3 separate regions of the Homo sapiens genome follow, and all the other regions are linked to region 3. The links are chromatin contacts, found by Hi-C or POLR2A ChIA-PET in ENCODE. All regions are on one chromosome and are shown on one strand. The core of a region is the stretch at or near the end of the contact, and the rest is flanking DNA. Distances in the headings are between cores, read along the strand shown.

What was found. Hi-C counts contacts between places; a loop is a spot of excess contacts on that map. ChIA-PET counts read pairs that join two places held with the same protein, here RNA polymerase II (POLR2A). Pooled maps may share reads with other maps.
Region 1: a loop to region 3 is called in a map of mammary epithelial cell, with 10 times the contacts of the local background. The contact joins the promoter of LAMP1 here to the enhancer-like site in region 3. A Hi-C loop is called at or near these places in 4 of 168 maps with a recorded cell type or tissue (CD4-positive, alpha-beta T cell, CD4-positive, alpha-beta memory T cell, mammary epithelial cell and 1 more), 8 of 37 single-sample maps with no recorded cell type and 20 of 50 pooled maps. POLR2A ChIA-PET finds 5 or more read pairs at or near these places in 1 of 52 experiments (BJ).
Region 2: a loop to region 3 is called in a map of naive thymus-derived CD4-positive, alpha-beta T cell, with 13 times the contacts of the local background. The contact joins two enhancer-like sites. A Hi-C loop is called at or near these places in 1 of 168 maps with a recorded cell type or tissue (naive thymus-derived CD4-positive, alpha-beta T cell), 1 of 37 single-sample maps with no recorded cell type and 10 of 50 pooled maps.

Annotation. Positions count from the first base shown.
Region 1 is chr13:113,294,815-113,299,256 of GRCh38, forward strand. LAMP1 (lysosomal associated membrane protein 1) reads left to right here and starts at 2,425. Exons shown (of 9, transcript NM_005561.4): 1 at 2,425-2,681. The coding sequence starts at 2,621. RefSeq lists a silencer at 2,556-2,835 and an enhancer at 3,066-3,245.
Region 2 is chr13:113,272,143-113,276,678 of GRCh38, forward strand. It overlaps the pseudogene LDHBP1. Among named protein-coding and RNA genes, the nearest start is that of MIR8075, 11 kb to the left of the region's middle. RefSeq lists enhancers at 1,840-2,339, 3,292-3,586. Within about 2 kb of position 1,854, at least 6 of the 41 ENCODE cell types and tissues checked have a DNase peak (open chromatin) inside an H3K27ac peak, as active enhancers do.
Region 3 is chr13:112,942,264-112,946,528 of GRCh38, forward strand. It overlaps a transcript of MCF2L not described here. Among named protein-coding and RNA genes, the nearest start is that of MCF2L-AS1, 24 kb to the right of the region's middle. RefSeq lists a silencer at 1,249-1,428. Within about 2 kb of position 1,333, at least 16 of the 41 ENCODE cell types and tissues checked have a DNase peak (open chromatin) inside an H3K27ac peak, as active enhancers do.

The DNA of each region.
Region 1 (4,442 bases), core at 1,175-3,674, 350 kb after region 3:
ATCAGAAAAAGAAGAAAAAAAGAAAAGAAAAGAAGGGAGGGAGGGAGTAGGGCATCACTTTGTCTAAATAATTGTAACCACAAAAAAGTGGAGACAGGTGAAGTAAATAGATGAGTATGGCCAGAGCATGGGGCAGCAGCAGGAAAGGAAAGAACAGATATGTATGGTTTGGACTAGATGAGTGTTTCTGAGCCTTTTTTTGATAAATGCCCTCCCTCCGTTCTGATACACACTTTAGGACACAGTGTGGGAATCATGTCATCTCTGAACCTCCTTCAACCAAGATTTTGTCCAGCATTAGATTCTATTTTTGCATTGTTAAGCAGGTTTTTGTTTTGCACCATAAAACTGTAATATTCAGTATGCTTGTTCAAACACCTCTCCTACTTTCTAAACCCTACTTCTAGCCTCCTTAAGAAGCAGTGGATCAGAGGAGTCCCCGAATTTAAACCTCCAGAGTTTCGCGTAATTGTCTCATTCCACTGCAGGGGAGAAAATATAATTTCTCTTCTTTCTCTCTTTATTAGTTGAGACATTCTCCTGAAAACAAAATTCAGAGCAACAGGAGAAACAAGCAGAAGTTTATTAGCACTTGCTGTACCCATCGTGTGAGAGGCCTCAGTTCAGAAGTATTTCTCTCTCAAGGCATGTTGTGAACAGCACAAGGTCAGACATAACCAGGTCCACACACGTTTATGTCTTTCCACAGGGTGGGAATATATTGATGCTATTTCAATTATAAAAGCCACGAGCTACGAGGAGTTGCCTCGAGACAATTCCCTTCAGTACTACTTGTTAACTTGGTAGAGCCATGGGCAAAGGCTCAAGCCAGTCCACGTGTCAGTCAATACTGCAAACTATACATCATAGTGTACTTAAAATACAAACGCTATGGTTTAAACATTCCCCATCAAACAAAGTAACATTGGACATCAAGAGAAAGAGGATAGGAAAAGGGGTTAATGGATCAATCCAAGGAAAGCAATGACGGGAACAAGGAGTGTATTCCAGCCTGATCCAGACAGAAGTCATTGTCTTCCAAGGAAGTCCTTGATGTGAGCAGATCCTTAGGCAGCAGATGCAGGGTGCTAAGCACAAGTGACAGCAAGGTGGGGTCTATCAAAATGCCAGTGTTGAATTGGTCAAATCCCGCCCTTTTTAAGGTCACAGTCCTCTGGTGAGGACTGATAGTGAGTGCCTGGTCCTGTCTTTATCTGGCTGAGTGCTGTCTCTATTAACTAGGTGCACATCCAGTCCCCGTTGCTATGATGCCTTTTGAAATGTAAGATTAAATCTTTTTCTAAGATGTAGGTACTTATGCGACGGGTGCTTTATACAAAGCAGTAGCGTAGGGGCCTTAATTAAATAGTATTTTAACAAAAGGCCATAAATCCTATATGATGACAAGCCAAAAAACAGAGCATCTTCAGACTTCTAAAATGCAGGAGCCAGGCGCCGTGGCTCAGGGCTGTAATCTCAGCACTTTGGGAGGCCGAGGCGGGTGGATTGCTTGAGGTCAGGAGTTCGAGACCAGCCTGGCCAACTGGTGAAACCCCGTCTCTACTCAACATACAAAATCAGCCGGGCGTGGTGGCGCACGCCTGTAATCCCAGCTACTTGGGAGGCTGAGGCAAGAGAATCGCTTGAACCCGGGAGGCGGAGGTTACAGCGAGCCGAGATCGCGCCACTGCACTCCAGCCTGGGCGACAGAGCGAGACTCCGTCTCAAAAAAAAAAACAAAGTGCTCGACAGGAACTTTCTGTAAGCCAAAGAGTATCGCCATCGCACCTTCACCTTCACCTTGGGCAGCCTGGTGCCGTCTTCCCTCAGCCCGCGATTAACGAGCGGAAGGCCGCACTGACCCATTTCAGATCCCTTATTTCCTTCCTAAAACCACTCAAGAGTTTGGGCACAGTGGCCTCCCTGTGTGAGGAACTTGCTTCCCACTCACCAAAAGACAAACCCTTCGCCCATCCCTGGCCGCGCACCCGGCCGGTCACCCGCGCTGCCACCCACACCACCCTCCTGTCCATAAAGAGCCCGCGTTTGGGACGCCTCGCAGGCTGAAGGGAGGCCTGGGCGTCCGCGATCCGTCTGCCCTTTCTCCCCTCGCGGGCTTCCTCTTTCCTCACTTTCTCCCGCCACTACTCTTCCTCTTCCTTTTCCGCGAACCCAGCCCACTTCCCGTTTCAGGACCTCGGCTCGGCCCCAGTCCCCCGGACCAGGCCGGGTCACGTGGGTCCAGGGTCACGTGCCGCTGCGGGTCACGTGCCGCTGCGGGTCACGTGTCGGCCTGCATCACGCGTGAGGGGGCGCGCGGTGCTGGAAGCTGCCGCACCTGCGGGGAGCCGAGCCGCCGGCGCTCGACGCGCGCGCTCTCGCGAGACCCGCGGGATCACGTGACGCCCGGGCGCGGCGCAGCTCACGTGACAAGCGCTGCCGGCCGCGGTGTCTTCTTCGTGCCGGCGTCGCAGTGGCCGGGCCTCTTGCGTCTGGTAACGCCGCTGTCTCTAACGCCAGCCCTTGGCGCCCGCGCCCCGCCACCGCAGCGCCCGGCAGTCCGCGGCCCAACCGCCGCCCGCGCCCCCGCTCCCCGCACCGTACCCGGCCGCCTCGCGCCATGGCGGCCCCCGGCAGCGCCCGGCGACCCCTGCTGCTGCTACTGCTGTTGCTGCTGCTCGGTGAGGGGGTCGAGGCGGGGCCTGGGAGCGGCGGGACCGGGCGGAGCCGAGGTCCCTGGGTCTTGAGGGCGGGGGACTGCCGGGTCGTTGTCCCGCGGGTCGCCCCGCACCCACTGCTCCTGGTCCCGGCCGGCTCTGCCCGCGGGCGGGTGTTTCTCTCGGGGTCGTAGGGTCGGAGCGGAGCTCAATGGCAGGTGCTTGGGGGACCAGGAGGTCTCATCCCAGGACCTGGCTCCTCTAAGGTCTGTCTCACTGAACTCAGTTTTTCTGTGGTGGTGAGTGCGAAAGGGAACTTCCGATGGCTTGCTCGGCGGTCTGGTGCTTTCAGGTCGTTAAGTTTCCTGGCAAGTTGAGGCGGTGAGATCTAGACGAGGCTGCGCCGCCGAAGGTGGCAGGGACGTCTGTGGTCTCAGCTCCCGGGTGGGTGACCTAGATCAAGCTCTTCCCAACATGGATTTCACCCAGGACAGGGAGAAGCCGGTGCGAGCATTCCCCACCTTTGTACTTGAACCTTTCTCCTCTTTCAGCGGTGTGGAGGAGATGCGAGTGTATTTATGTTATTGTGAATTCACATGTATGTTAAAATAATTTTTAAAGTTATCTTTGGGATTTCACAAGATTCCGTAGTAGACAAGATGAGGGAAAGCTGGCCTCAGACTCACGGTGGCAATGTTCATGTCTAGTAAGTAGTTTAAAGAGCGCCGTTCCTGTAGGCCGAAATGCGGGACCAGGGAACACGTGGGGAAGCACCCTTCTCTTCTGTCAGTTTATAGAGCTCAGATGGGCAGTAGGTGCTCAATATTGTATTGACTAGTGAATTTCGTTCTCATTTATTGTCTTAATAAGAGGATGTGTGCTGTCTCTTTAAGACAGTCCGGATTGCCCCCCGCCAACACTATTCTTTCACCTCCTCCCCCCGCCGCCCTCCCCCGTAATATGAGAAGATTATCTTAAATGCCAGGATCTGAAAGGTGATGTAGAATCAAGCTGGGGGAGTGTGTGTGAGTTAAGTAGATATAGAAATACACTCCTGTACACATCTGCCTTGACTTCTTTAAATCCCTCAGTCCCATCCAGCTGTAAAACTCTGTTACTGTGAGTGAATGGATCTTGGCTTCCCTTTTTTGTTTTGCCTGTTGTGTAAAATGAATTCTTTGAACTGCCTGAATAGCCACAGAGATGAACTTATTCCAATAGTAAGCCTGAAGCCTTGCTCAGCTCCTGCGACAGGGTCAGGTGTAGTTAATGAAAGGAGTTGCAGAAACAAGTTTTGTCATGTCACAGCAACTGCATTGTTCTTTGTTACAGATGCTCACAAGCCTCATAACTTTGATGTTTTGTTTCATGTTTTAAAAACTCACTTCAGGCCGGGAGCAGTGGCTCACGCCTTTAATCCCAACACTTTGGGTGGCCGAGGCAGATGGATCATGGCGTCAGGAGTTCGAGACCAGCCTGGCCAATATGGCGAAACCCGGTCTCTACAAAAATACAAAAATTAGCTGGGCATGGTGGCGCACGCCTGTAATCCCAGCTACTTGGTAGGCTGAGGCAGAAGAATTGCTTGAACCCGGGAAGCAGAGGTTGCAGTGAGCTGAGATCAAGCCACTGCACTCCAGCCTGGGCAACTGAGGGAGACTCCGTCTCAAAACAAAAAAAAAATTAACTTTAAAAATGAAGAGAAAAAATCCATAACTCCCTAATATTGTGATTGGAATATTGCTTGTGTAATCAGTCTTCTAAGATCTGTTCCATTATATCTTT
Region 2 (4,536 bases), core at 604-3,103, 330 kb after region 3:
GTCACTTTTGGAATCTTCTGTTCCTGGACTTTTGGTATCTCACAAGAGTGTCTCGGTGTGTGTCCACTTTCATTTGGCCTCTGCCAGCCACCCACTGAGCCTTCAGACTGGAAGACTCCGGACTTCTGTTCCAGGAAGTGTTCTTTTTTGACATTCTACATTGCCTCTTCCCCTTCAACTTCTTTGCTGTCACTTTCCTTAGCACTAATCTTTCTAAGTAAACCAACTGGAAGGTCTAATGAGAAGAAGGGCTGGCCTCACCCCTCCCCACTCATAGTTCACTGTCCATCTTTGTTTCTGGTTAGCTTTTCTCTTGGTGGCCTCTATTATCAGATTATTGTTTCTTGGTTTTCTTTTTAATAAAAGATTGTTTTATGTTTTTATATTATTTCTTATTTTTCTTTTTAATAAAAAATTGTTTTTATTTTATTTCTAGAATATCTTCTTGAACCTCAAACTGTCCTCAATGGGTTAGCAGGAATTACACGCCGGGTTCTGGGCAGAAATGGAGTCATAACTAAGCATGAATCAGGCTGCACTTTGGCCCACTTCCTTGTAACTGGAAGTCTTGTAGCCCTGGATACTGATCATTTGCACCCCCATTATTCTCATAGATAGGACCACTGACGTTAGAACCATAAGGCTTTAAACATTGCTTAATATGTTTTTCAGATCCTCAATTCCAGCAGAACAGCTGACATCAACCAGTCAAAGGCTCCCACAGGGCGCTGAGGCGGCATGAGAATGCAGGTTCTTCATCCCCCCATCCCATGATTTTAGCCTGCACTCTTCAACCCATCAGCAACTCCCACACCTCGGCCACTCCGAAACCCTTAAAATCCCCAGCCCCAAACTCCTCTGAGAGGCGCGTTCAAGGCTTCCTCTGTCTCTTGTTCAGTTCCCCTCTGGGTGTTAAGCTCCGTCTCTGCTGCAATCCCCAGTGTCTCAGTGTACTGACTTCCTGCACATCAGGCAAATGATGTTAGGATTAAAATTACACACCAGTGGGGCGCGGTGGCTCAAGCCTATAATCCCAGCCCTTTGGGAGGCCAAGGTGGGCAGATTGTTTGAGCCTAGGAGCTCAAGACCAGCCTGGGCAACATAGTGAAAACCCATCTCTACAAAAAAATATAAAAATTAGCCAGGTGTGGTGGCACATGCCTATACTCCTGGCTGCTCAGAAGGCAGAGGTGGGAGGATTGCTTGAGCCCAGGAAGTCAAGGCTGCAGTGAGCCATGATGGCACCACTGCACTCCAGCCTGGGCAACAGCGCTAGATGCCGTCAAGAAAAAAATTGAACTAGTGCCTCAGAGAGTTGTCAATTTTTTTTCTTTAAGACAGGTCTCAAGCTCAAGCACGTGTGTTGTGATCTGGGCCCCCATTCGTCAGGCTTCTGAAGTCGTGTTTTTAGGCACAAGCCTGTCCCCAAGTCTATAGCATCTGGTGCACAGTGCTCAGTAAACACTGAGGAGTGAATGAAGCAGGGCCAGTGGAAGGAACAAAGACCAGCAAGATAAGAATGGGGAGAAGTACGAGTGTGACAGAACAAAAGAAGGGAGTTTTAAGGTATGGTGAGAATCAGAAACAGACCATCACGGTGGCATCTCGGGCCATTCAGTTTGTGTGCTGGGCCCGACGGGTAGTGGGTGCGGCGAGATGTAGCTGGAGGCAAGGCAGAGGCCAGGGAGAGCTGCTCTCGGGTAATGAGAATTGAGCAAGCATCAAACTGAGCAAGCAAGAGAGAAAAGGGGAGAATCTGAGCATACGGAAAGGAGAAATAACTGCGGGCAGGTTTCCCAAACAGCAGGGGAAACCACATCCCCGCGCAGCGTGCTCCTCCCAGGGAACAGAACAGGGAAACCACATCCCCGCGCAGTGTGCTCCCCCGGCAGAGGTCCTAAGGAAGCCGAGGGGCGGACAGCCGAGCAGAGGTAAGGCTTTCTGTGGTCCGTGATGGAGGAACCAAGGCCAACTGCAGCACAAGTTGAGGGAGCATTGTACTGAGAAGTGGACGCCTGCCAGGAGTCCACTCTTCACAGAATGAACAGCACCTTCAAGGCACTGGGATCAGCAGAGAAGCTTTAACACTGGCCAGGTCCCCCCTCTGCCAGGTCCTCCATCTGTCACTCTCCAGGTGCCCCTGAGCAAATTCCTGCAATTCTTTAAACCTTGGTTTTCTTATAAGTGGAGATAATAATCCTACTTACCTCATGGGGTGGTTCCAAGTGAACACACACAAAGCTGCTTAGGACACGTACTACACACCAGCAAAGAGGAATGAGTCACAGTCACGCACAAGCACAGTGCCTCTTCATCAGGAAAACCCAGTTCCATACAAATCTAAGTGGCTTATCTTCAGAAACATTAGTGAAGAGCTGAAGCAAACACTGTCAGCTGGGAAGTCTGTATTCAGTGAACATACATTTCTGAATGGAGGCAAAGTATGCCTTTTCAGACAGAGACCTCTAGTAGGAGAAGTGCAGGAGGAAGGAGCTTCAGCTGCTGGAAAGCAAAGCCAGATAGAAGCCAGGGTCTGCCGAAGGCCTGGGGAGCGCCCGCACTTGCAAGCATTTGGGTAGACACTCACACAAATTAGCTACACAATCATTATTTTCTTTAAAAACAACTGTTGAAAGCAAAAATAATATATGTTGGCATTAATACCATATGTAGAAGTAAAACGAATGACACGACACAAAGAATGGGGAAAGAAATGGTCTGGTGAGTGTGATGAGCTAGAGATGCGTGTGACAGCCCTGGGGGAAAGGGGAGATGGTCTAGTGAGTGTGATGAGCCAGAGATGTGTGTGACAGCCCTGGGGGAAAGGGGAGATGGTCTAGTGAGTGTGATGAGCCAGAGATGTGTGTGGTAACCCTGGGGCAGCCACTAACAATACCAGAGAGAGAGGCAAAGAGAGAAAGAACAAGCCAACAGAGGAGACAAAGTATAATTTGAAAGAACACTCAATCCAAAGTGTTGACAAAGAGTCAAACTGTGAAATATTTGAAGAGATTTATTCTGAGCCAAGTATGAGTGACCAATGGCTCATGACGCAGCCTCAGGAGGTCCTGAGAACATGTGCCCAGGGTGGTCAGGACACAGACTAATTTATTTTTAGGGAGACATGAGACATCAATCAAATACATGTAAGATGTACGTTAGTTTGGTCTGGAACAGGGGCTGTGGGAGGCTTCCAGGTTATAGGTAGATCTAAAATGTTTCTGATTGGCAATTGGTTGAAAGAGTTATTATCTAAAGACCTGGAATCAACAGAAAGGAATGTCTGGGTTATAATAAGGGGCTGTGGAGACCAAACTTTCACCATGCAGATGCAGCCTCCAGGTGGCAGGCTTCAGAGGGAACAGATTCTCATGAGGCTTAAAGAGTCTGTTCTATCAATAATTCCAAAAGGCGGTATCATGAGTCATGTCTGACCCCTGCCCCCATCATGGCCGGAGCCAGCCCTTCAGGTTAGCCTTGGAAATGCCCTCCCTGATACAGCGGTCCATTCAGATGGTCTGAGGGGGCTTTGAATTTTATGTTTGTTTTACAAAAGGCAGACAGGAAATTCTTTTTTTTTTTTTTTTTCAGATGGAGTCTTGCTCTGCCACCAGTCTGGAGTGCAGTCATGTGATCTTGGCTCACTGCAGCCTCTGTCTCCTGGGTTCAAGCAATTCTCCTGCCTCAGCATCCCGAGTAGCTGGGCTACAGGTACCCGCCATCATGCCCAGCTAATTTTTATATTTTTAGTAGAGACAGCGTTTCAACATGTTGGCCAGGCTTGTCTCGAACTCTTGACCTCGTGATCTGCCTGCCTCTGCCTCCCAAATTGCTGGGATTACAGGCGTGAGCCACCGCGCCTGGCCTGGAAATTCACTTTTAAAAGGGAATAAAGAACGGATAGGACAAATGGAAATGGAAAGAGGGTGGACTTGAACCTGACCATCTCATTAATTTATTGGTAACAATGACATAAACAACACTCCAGTTAAATGCCAAAGATTTTCAAGCTGTATAGAAAATTAAGACCAAAGTATATGCTGTCTACTACAAAGGCACTGTTATTTCAAGAGAGAGGATCTCACTGTGTCACCCAGGCTGGAGTGCAGTGGCACAATCACGGCTCACTGCAGCTTCAATCTGCCAGGCTCCAGCAATCCTCCCACCTCAGCCTTCTGAGTAGCAAGTGTGCGCCACCACAACTGGCCAATTGTTTATATTTTGTAGAGATGACATCTCACTGTGTTGCCCAGCCTGGTCTCAAATTCCTGGGCTCAAGTGGATCCTCTGCCTCAGCCTCCAGAACTGCTGGGACGACAGGCGTGCGTCACCATGCCCAGCCCAGAGAGTCATTTTAATAAAGACACAGATGAGTTAAAGGATGAAGAAAGACCACGAGACGCACGCAGCTGGCATTGTCTTCTCTGTACAACTGTTACAGCAGTTTCCAGAGCCTACTCTCTCCTGGGCACAAGGGCATTTCTTAAGGAAAGACTCCTTGCACCAGCTGCAGAAGGGGCAACAGGTCCCAAACAA
Region 3 (4,265 bases), core at 83-2,582:
TCTCTGATAAGCAGAAATAATGGCGTAAGCTGTCTCTCTCTCTCCTCTCTCTGCCTCGGCTGCCAGGCAGGGAAGGGCCCCCTGTCTGGTAGACATGTGACCCACATGACCTTACCTATCATTGGAGATGGCTCACACTCCTTACCCTGTCCCTTTGTCTTGTATCCAATAAATATCAGTGCAGCCTGGCATTCGGGGCCACTACCAGTCTCCGTGTCTTGGTGGTAGTGGTCCCCCAGGCCCAGCTGTCTTTTCTTTTATCTCTTTGTCTTGTGTCTTTATTTCTACACTCTCTCGTCTCCACACACGGGGAGAAAACCCACTGACCCTGTGGGGCTGGACCCTACAGTCCACCTGTCTGATTTACACAATAATTTATTCTAAGAAAATCTAGTCTAGTTTTAAATTAGTAAAAAAACTCTGTCTAGTTACGTGTAAAACGAAGTGAATGAGTTCAGATGCAGGTAACCAAGTTTTGCCTGCAGGAATGTGCAGCGGGTGCAGGCAGGGACATCTCTTGATGTGGTTCTGCTCCCCTATTGTGGGTGACTTAACATTCTCTCCACCCACCTGGTAGGCGTGGCCATGTCCTACTAAGTCCTTCTCCGCACCATCCCCACATGCCAGCAGAGGGTGCTGTTGGGCAGGAAAGGTGGGACAGCACCCTCGTGAGCTGCTGTTCCATTTTTCCTTCTGTATTTAGGATTGACATGTGTCCAAAGGATATGGTGTGTGAAGATAATGGGGACATTTTGGAATGCCATTTGGAAGAAATGGAAATGCAGAGCCAGGAAGGCGCTCAGAGAGGCCTGAGAGATTTCTAGCAAAAACCTGGTAAACTTTGAGGTGAAGGCTGTCAGAAACAGCTGCGAGGAGCATCCAGCCTAGGGCTCAGCAGGTGTGACTTAAAGGATCGCAGGTGACAGCCCTCAGTGGACTTCTGTCCTCACCATGTTTCCCACTGGCACAGGTGGGGCGGCCACGCCTGTGCCCGCGGCGCCTGTGCTGAGTCCCGACGCTGTGCGCCCCACTCCCGAGGCTGTGGTTGGGGGGTCGCGGTCGAGCTCTAGGGCCCCCGGCCGCAGAGCCCAGGCGCGGGGAGGGCGGCGGCTCCCAGCTCCCGGTCCCCGGCTCCGCGCCGCAGGCGTGAACGCCCAACGGAGGGCGCCGGCGCCCGGGAGAGGCGCCGCCTTGGTTGCAGGGGCCGGGGCGCGGCGGCCCGGGCTTTGAGAGACGGGCCGCTCTTCCCGGCGCGGTGCCTTCCAGGGAGGCTGCGCCTGCAGCACCGCAGCCAGAGCCGAGACTCCGCGCCTTTCAAGGAGGAGGCCCCGTGCAGGCGCCCAGGCGCAGAGGAGGCGCGGGGGGCGGGACCTGCCGGCCAGTCCCTTACCCGGGGACAGACGGGGAAGGCGGGAGCGCTCGCAGTTCCCTCCTGGAGGGACCACACCGCCGGGAGCCCGAGCAGCCTGCGGTGGCTCGGCTCGGGCCGGCGGAGATCTGGGAGCATTTTCTGGAAGCCTCCACAGACTTCAGGCGGACCGGAAGGACCTGGCGGGAGGCGTAGTAGGCGGGGTGAGGGGATCTCGGTGGCAGCGGGGACAGCGCGGCCCCGAGAACTGAGAACTGAGAGGGAGACGCTCTCGGGCCTCTCAGACCAGCATTGAGGAGCTGAGCCCTGCGGGCCAGGGGCGCAGAGAGGGTCCCGGGCCGTGAGGGGAGGGTCCCGGGTGAGGGGAGGGTCCCGGGCCTTGAGGGGAGGGGAGGATCCTAGGCCGTGAGGGGAGGGTCCCTGGCTGTGGGGGGAGCGTCTTGGCTGAGGGAAGGGTTCCGGACCATGAGGGAAGGGTCCCGGGCCGTGAGGGGAGGGGAAGATCCTAGGCCGTGAAGGGAGGGTCCTGGACTATGAAGGGAGGCTCCTGGGCTGTGAGGGGAGAGTCCCGGGCCGTGAGAGGAGGGTCCTGGGCTGTGAGGGGAGGGTCCCGGGCCATGAAGGGAGGGTCCCGGGTGAAGAGCAAGCTCATGACCCTCATTTACTGGGAATCCATTGCTCTGGCCCCGTCATGAGTGGGGTTCGCAGACTGGGCCAATCCCTACAGCGTATGTGTGCTCTGGTGTCTCGGGGCAGCACAGACGTTGTTACTGCTCCATCTGGCCTGGGTGAACACCTGGGTCTCTCTGTGGAGTTGGGGGATGCCGCCTGCTCAAGGGTCGCGTTCCTAGTATGCGTTCCAGGAATGCTATGCACCACCAGTGCTAAGCCGCAGAAGAGCTGTCAATCTGTCAGTCCTGTCCCGCTAAACCTGAACTTTTTTTTTTTTTTTTTTTTGAGACGGAGTCTCGCTCTGTCGCCCAGGCTGGAGTGCAGTGGCGCAACCTCGGCTCACGGCTAATTTTTTGTATTTTTAGTAGAGATGGGGTTTCACTGTGTTAGCCAGGATGGTCTCGATCTCCTGACCTCGTGATCCGCCCGCCTCGGCCTCCCAAAGTGCTGGGATTACAGGCGTGAGCCACCGCGCCCGGCCAAACCTGAACTTCTGAAAGAGCCAGCCTCTTAGGGAAGGCCCTCCACCCTACTTGCCTGGGCTTTCTCTGCAAGCTCTGTGCAGAAGGGAGCAAGGTCTGCCTGATGCCACCACCGTGGGCCCAGTGTTCATGGTGTCCTAATGGAAGCTTTGAAATCACTTTGTGTTAGTCCTGGCTCTTAAGAAAATCGATGCAATGCCAATTAGGCACCACTATTTTTTTTTTTTTTTTGTATAAAACATTTGAGGAAGATGGTGCAGGGTGGGCCCTGAAGGGAGTGGGGTCCTGCCTGGAGCTGCTGTTTAGGCTCAGTCTTGGTGCTCTATATACATATCTACCATTGCAGTGTCATACAGAATGTTCCATTGCCTTTTTGATTTTAAAAAGTGTTTATCACACAGGGGAGTTTTAGGGCAGTGCAACTATTCTGCATGATCCATGACATTATGCACTTCTCAAGACCTAAAACTGCATAACAGGAAGCATGAACCCTCAAGTAAACGATATGCTTTAGTTAGTAATGATGTATCAAATTGTAATGTATGGGCCACCAATGCAAGAAGTTATAATAACTGTGGAAGGAAGTGGGGCAGAGGGGGAGTATACGAGGACTCCCTGTACTTTCTGCCCAATTTTTCTGTAAAACCCAAAACTGCTCTAAAATATAAAGTCTATTAATGTTTTTTAAAGTGCTTATTATATAAAGAAATGATTTTGATTCACTATCTTTGGGATCTTTTTTTATGAGATTTGTTTAAAGTAGTCACTGCTTTGCAGTGATGGCACCATTCTTCTGGGATGCCTTTTTGACCTTGAGCAGCAGTTCCTGCCCTGCTGAGCAGGAAGACACAGTGAGTGGGAGACAAGCCTGGATGCTCACATGGCCTCATGCCCTGGTCTGCGAAATGGGATGGCATCTTGCATCATGGCGGTTCTGTCTAGTGGGAGAATGATAAAGTGTGCCTGGCACAGTCTGTACCTTCAGTAAGTGTGGTTGTCAAAAGCAATAATTGGGTTGGCACTGACATTCATCATAGATGTACAAAAGTAACATGTAGATGGTGAATTGATGAGGAGGGGCCCATGGAGAGATGGGTTTGTGCCGTGTACTTTATTCTTCTAATTTTCTTATTCTCTTTGGGACTGTCCCTGTGGCTTCCATGTGGCTTCAGACAGGTGAGGAGCTGCTGCGTGTTCAGACCGGAAACCTGAGCTCATCAGCACGCCAGCCCGGGCTCTTCTGGGGTATCATGTTTTGAGAATATTTGTCTTTGAAATTTTAAACTCTCTTCCATTTGTATTTGTTGAAATTCTAGAGCTTTTGATAACTCATGCTAAAATTTTTAAATCACTTTTCACTTTATCATCTTTTTATTTGAAATGTCAAAATTTATGTAGGAAGCATCATTTTGCCACCCTGCCAAAGTATTCTGACTAAAACTATCCAAGATCCTCCAAGAAATACATATGACTAAAGATAATGTTTCTCCCTTTCTGATAAAAAAAAAAAAACTATAGTAACTTTAATCCCTAAATAAATAAAACACATGTGGTTGTGACCCACATGAGATAATCAGTAGCTAGATACCTTGTGGTAAACGTATTGCTTTGTTTAATTTTTAAAACCTATATTGAAGTACATGCCTTACTATAGGAAATTAAACATTGTACAAATGGGCTGGAAGTGGGAACTACAAAGACAAGTCAGGGTTGTATTCCAGAGGGCTCAGAGGGACTTAGAG